Linked DNA regions of Homo sapiens: region 2 is linked to region 1. A link is a loop called in an ENCODE intact Hi-C map of the cell type or tissue named here. Cell type or tissue: psoas muscle. All regions are shown on one strand. Links, peaks and the distances in the headings refer to the core of each region. The heading gives the core; the rest is flanking DNA.

The links. Hi-C counts contacts between places; a loop is a spot of excess contacts. Peaks named below come from ENCODE experiments on the same cell type or tissue, not always from the same donor. Only the 100,000 strongest peaks of a DNase experiment are listed, where the experiment ranks them.
Region 2: it touches region 1 in a loop (3-fold over the local background); 49 of 110 quality-filtered maps call a loop at or near these places.

What each region holds. Positions count from the first base shown.
Region 1 is chr20:34,577,461-34,580,378 of GRCh38, forward strand. All of the region lies in intron 10 of PIGU (phosphatidylinositol glycan anchor biosynthesis class U), which reads right to left. Among named protein-coding and RNA genes, the nearest start is that of MAP1LC3A, 20 kb to the left of the region's middle. In psoas muscle, for the core only: a CTCF peak has its summit at 1,820; DNase peaks (open chromatin) are centred at 1,290 and 1,841; H3K27ac peaks cover 1,280 bases.
Region 2 is chr20:34,768,341-34,771,258 of GRCh38, forward strand. It overlaps NCOA6 (nuclear receptor coactivator 6), which reads right to left. Exons shown (of 15, transcript NM_014071.5): 5 at 124-246. Among named protein-coding and RNA genes, the nearest start is that of NCOA6, 56 kb to the right of the region's middle. In psoas muscle, for the core only: a CTCF peak has its summit at 1,552 (motif pointing left); no DNase peak of the experiment used is centred there.

The DNA.
Region 1 (2,918 bases), core at 275-2,774:
ATCCCAGCACTTTGGGAGGCTGAGGCAGGTAGATCACCTGAGGTCAAGAGTTCGAAACCAGCCTGGCCAACGTGGCAAAAACCCGTCTCTACTAAAAATACAAAAATTAGCCAGGCATGGTGGCGGGTGCCTATAATCCCAGCTACTCAGGAGGCTGAGGCACGAGAATTGCTGGAAGTGGAGAGGCAGAGGTTGCAGTGAGCCGAGATTGCACCACTGCACTCCAGCCTGAGCAACAGAGCAAGACTCTGTCTCAAAACAAACAAACAAACAAACAAACAAAACAAAATGAAATCACACGGAGAGCCCTCAGACTAGTCAAAGTCTCTAGGGTGGGGTTCAGGCATCCATATGAGGTTTTAAAAGCTTCCCAGGTAATTCCAATATGCAGTCGAGGCTGCGAACCACTGGATTACAGCTGCAGCCCCTTACAGTCTGCAACAGAGATGCCACCCAACTGTGTCAAAAGGAGAATAATCAGGACACGGTAGTTCACAGTTCTTTGTAAAGCTGAATGTTTTCAAGTTACAGTTCATTCTTTATTGAGAAATGATAGGTATCATTTTGTTGTTGTCATTAAAAAGTCCTTCATTTTATAACATGGGGAAGAATGGCTGGTAGTTGATTGTTTTAATGTCTTCAGCAAAATAAAAAGCTGGCAATCTGTCACCCGAGTTTATTGAAACATTAGTGGTCTAAGAAATCCCACAATTTGGACACTGGCCTGGAGGGCTTGCAAGATCCTCTTTTCTAATCTGAAGTTTCTCAATTCTGGGTTTTCAAAGATGAGAGGCCAAAACCCTGACTCAAGCCTCCTGAGACCTCCCAGGAACAAGGAGTCTTGCAAAGGGACGTTTTCACTGAGAATTACTATTATTATTAAACCATGTTACTACCTCAAGAAGGAGAACAAATGCTTCCCACTCCTCTAACCCAACATCACTATGTACATTTCTCAGTGGTTCTTTCTGATCCCCTGGAAATTATTTTGCTGAAAAGAATACAGACTATTCCCAAAATAAAATGTTTGCAGCCTGCCAGACCAGGTGGTTCTTGTTCTGTGCCTCCAGCCAGGGACACAGATTTCAGACAGGGTGACAGGAAGGAAACCAAGTGCAAAGAGACGAGAGAAGCTCACTGGCAGCCTCTGGGTGCTATCTCGAAGGGCTGCAAAGATACATTCCCATGCGGCTAGAGAACCATCACCAGCATGCAGTTGGCTTCTGGCCTGTGGTGACCTCTGCAGGAATGGGGAGCTGCTATTCACTCTTGCTGGCTGACAGGCCAGAAGATTAAAGCTATATATGCCAGAGCAGATGGAGCTGGAGACCTGGGGTACGGGACAGCTTGTTCCAGGCATCAGAAAGCGTCAGAGGTGACCAGGGCCTAACAAGGTGAAAGGCTTCACCCTTCATCAGACTTGCGAGGCCAGATGGAATCAGGTTCCCCACCACATTCACTGGGTGGCTTATCCAATCTCTGGCACCATGATTGATGAACTGGAACTTCAGGCAAGCCACTTTCCCTTCAGAGCCTCAGGCATTCGGAAAGAAAATCTCACCTGAAAAATCCAGTCCAATCAGAAGGGGAACAGGGGGGATTTGGGGACTTCAAAGGCCATGGTGATATTCCCTTTCTTAAACGAGGTGCCAAAACACGTGGGAATATATTTTATCATGATTCTTTATATGTATATCTATCAACATTCTTTTATCGCTATACAATAGTAATAAAAACAAAACAAACACACACACAAATCCAGCCCTTTGGTAACTGGCTCCTTCTGCTGTACCATGCAGGCTGGCATGGGTTCTGCCAGCAGGCTGTTCCCTAACACCACAATTGTGCGTCTGTATGACTCATCCAAGCTCCAGAGAGTCCAGCGTCTGGGACCTACACTCAGGGAGGGGCCACGTTCCTTTTCTCCTCTCCACTGCACAGGAAAACAGAAAGGTGAATGTGGGAGCATGCATGTTAGCGCTGACAGCTAATGTTTAAATGGAATTCCTAGCCACATTAAATATATTCAACGTAGGCTTAAACACGTCTCAACACATACATCCCACTCATAGGTCCTAAGGACCAGGGCTGATGCTGCTCCCAGCTAATAATGATTCACAGTTGTCAAGCCCCAAGCAGGTTCTCCAAGCACGTGTACTCCCTGCTGCAGGAGCAGTGAAGCAAAGGTGGACAGCTACTGTTCTCTGCAGGATCTTCAGACAACCTGAACCTGCAGACTATGTGCCCTGCCAGCCAGCAAAAGCAACTATTAGATCATTCAGGTTTCTGGAAACCCCATCCTTCTTCTTTGTGCCTCCTCACCCCAGAGGGCATAAAATAGTTTATTCGTCTTGAAAAATATGTTTATTCTGATGACTCTGGCTACCAAGCCCGAAGCTCTGATCACGGAACTATGTGAGAGACTCCCCTGCATAATTATTACTCACGATACTAACTGCAGTGCTATTTACAGATATTCTTTCTCAAACTTAACACACTCATGAGTTATTTTCTTTATTTGATTAATGGAAAAATCAGATGCTCAGAAAGGTTAAATGATGTGCCTAAGAACACATGGGGCTCGTAATGGCAATGCCAGGAATCGGAGTCAAGTGACTCTCCAGACTGCTCAGCAAATGGGATGAAAGACAGTCACTGAGAGAGAAAGAGTGCCCAGTGTGGGATGGGCAACCACAAAAATCCATTCTACATTCTTGAAATCCACTATCACAAACTGAGGCATGTCCATGTTTTGGTGGTCTCATGGTTTGTCACTGGCCACTCTGCCGAGGGGCCCCAAGCTGACTCTCAACCTGCTGGACTGGGTGACTCTTGTCTGTGCAGAGAGGATGTCACCACAGAAGACACTGCTTCCTCCTCCCAGTCAGGCCAGATGGGTCACAGCCCCACTAGGCCAT
Region 2 (2,918 bases), core at 214-2,713, 190 kb after region 1:
GATTCAGCAAATAGAGATGTTAAGTATGCCATGAACCCCCACCTATCTTGCAGGGCTCAAATGATCAAATAAGCCAAAAAAGGAAACTAGTAAAATGTCATACAATTGAGTGGGAGGTCTTACCTGGACCACTTGCCATAGGAAATCCCGCCTCCATCCTAACTGAATTTCCAGCTCCCATGGGTCCATTCATTCTCACATCTTGGCTTCGGTTCTGAGCCAAAGCCAGGTTAATAGCACCTTCCCCTGAAAATGAGTCAAGTGATAAAAAGGAAATCATTAGAATAAAATGCAAATTTTGTTTATAGACAGCTATATAAGTGCTTTAGTTTTCTGTGCTTTTGAAGAATTATGGTTAGTTTACCACCAGAAAAATGGTGGGTTCAATGTAGATGGGTCTTTCTTCAACCCATCTAAGCAGGTTTCATGAAGCACAAGGAGATATAACCAATTCTTACTTGTAATAGGGAAGCAGGGTGACCATGAATGATGCTTAGTATCAACAGAGATCCTGGAACTCTGAATATTTATTTTCAACCATCTTACCAATTGTGTGTGTGTGTGGGGTGTGTGTGTGTGTAATGGAAGAAAATGTTCTCAAAAACTCTCAAAATCCTAGACTTCCTTTTGGTAATTTATGATCAGAAGGTAGACACTAAATATAAGTAGGTTTAAAGAAGAAAGAACCTATACTGGTGTGGGGACACTAACACTTGTGAACAAAATACCAATTCCATTCAATAACTGCAATATAAACATATTTCCAGCAGGAAAAAAATCATGCAATGAAGAGGAGATAGGTTGCTACAAATCTACTTTCTGAGACACCTAATGACAGGACCAATACTTTTATAGGTTTTTGTTTTCTGAGATGGGGTCTCACTTTGTCACCCAGGCTGCAGTGCAGTGGCACAGTCATATAGCTCACCACTACCTTAAATTCCTGGGCCCAAGGGGTCCTGCTGCCTCAGCCTCCTGAGTTGCTGGGACCACAGGCGCACATCACTATGTCCGGCTACGTATAGGATTTTTTTTTTTTTTGAGATGGAGTCTTGCTCTGTCACTCAGGCTAGAGTGCAGTGGTGTGATCTTGGCTCACTGCAACCTTCATCTCCTGGGTTCAAGGGATTCTCCTACCTCAGCCTTCCGAGTAGCTGGGATTACAGGCGCCCACCACCACGCCCAGCTAATTTTTGCATTTTTAGTAGAGACGGGGTTTCACCACGTTGGCCAGGCTGGTCTCGAACTCCTGACCTCACGTGATCCACCCACCTCGGCCTCCCAAAGTGCTAGGATTACAGGCGTGAGCCACGGTGCCCAGCCTGCATAGGATTTTTAATTTTACCTTATTTGAGCTTCACAGTACCCTCATAGGTAATGTTACTAGAAGTGTTCCAATTAAGTAGACTCTAAACTTAGAGGCAACTTAAATCTTACTTGGTCCAATGATAAAAACGTCTCTGAAACAAGCAACAGAATGTTTCTTGCACTTAATCCAAAATTTTGACTATTGTTATTGTAAGAGAGCACCACCTTGTGGAGAGTTAAAATATAGCTAGTCTGTGGCTGCTGAGCTGAAAGGCTGCACTCACCCAAGTCCTTCTAAACTGTAGGGTTCTGATTCACAGGGTCTGATGGTAAAACAGAAAGTTAATGAGGTATGGCAGTTTCCTCTGTTCTGTCACTGATCTAGGTCAGCCTTCCTTTTTTTTTTTTTTGAGATGGAGTCTCGCTCTGTCGCCAGGCTGAAGCGCAGTGGTGCAATCTCGGCTCACTGCCATCTCCACCTCCCAGGTTCAAGCGATTCTCCTGCCTCAGCCTCCCGAGTAGCTGGGATTACAGGCACGTGCCAATACAAGCAGCTAATTTTTGTATTTTTAGTAGAGACGGGGTTTCACCATGTTTACCAGGATGGTCTCGATCTTTTGACCTTGTGATCCGCCCAAAGTGCTGGGATTACAGGCGTGAGCCACCATGCCTGGCTAGGTCAGCTTTCTATGTCTATTTTAACCAGGGAGGTTCACTGGTCACAGGGAACAAACAGCCTACCAAAAAGGAAGCAATCACTGGGAGCTACCAGATGCTATAGCTTGCCTCTAGAAGTCAGGCGTAAAAAGAGAAACAGAATACAGGTCATGAGGGTTTCCATTAAAGGAAGGGAACTATTAATATACAAAATTTGTTAAGACATTCTAAGTAGAAAGAATATTGTTCTGGAAAAGGACATCAGTTCGTATCATTCCTTAAAAACAGTTCCATTGCTTCCCACTAGTTTAGAAATAAAGGCCAAACTTCTTTTTTTTTTTTTGAATCGGAGTGTCTCACTGTTGCCTGGGCTGCAGTGCAATGGCGCGATCTCGGATCACTGTAACGTCTGCCTCCGGGTTCAAGCGATTCTCCTACCTCAGCCTCCCGAGTAGCTGGGATTACAGGTGCTTGCCACCACGCCCGGCTAATTTTTGTATTTTTAGTAGAAACGGGGTTTCACCATGTTGGCCAGACTGGTCTCGAATTCCTGACCTCAGACAATCCGCCTGTCTTGGCCTCCCAAAGTGCTGGGATTACAGGCATGAGCCACCGTGCCAGGCCAGGCCAAACTTCTTAGCCTATACAAGGCCTTAAATTATCTACCTAGCCAAGTGTTGTTCAACAGAAATATAATATGAGCCACATATGCAATTTAAAATTTTCTAGAAGCCACAGTAAGAAACAGATGAAATTATCATTTATTTTACTTAATACATTCAATGTATTATTTCAACATGTAATTAATGTAAAAATTATTATTATTTTTTGAAACAGGGTCTCACTCTGTTGCTCAGGCTGGAGTGCAGTGGTGAGATCACAGTTCACTGCAGCATTGACCTAACTGGGCTTAAGTGATCCTTCCCACATCAGCTTCCCAAGTAGGTGGGACT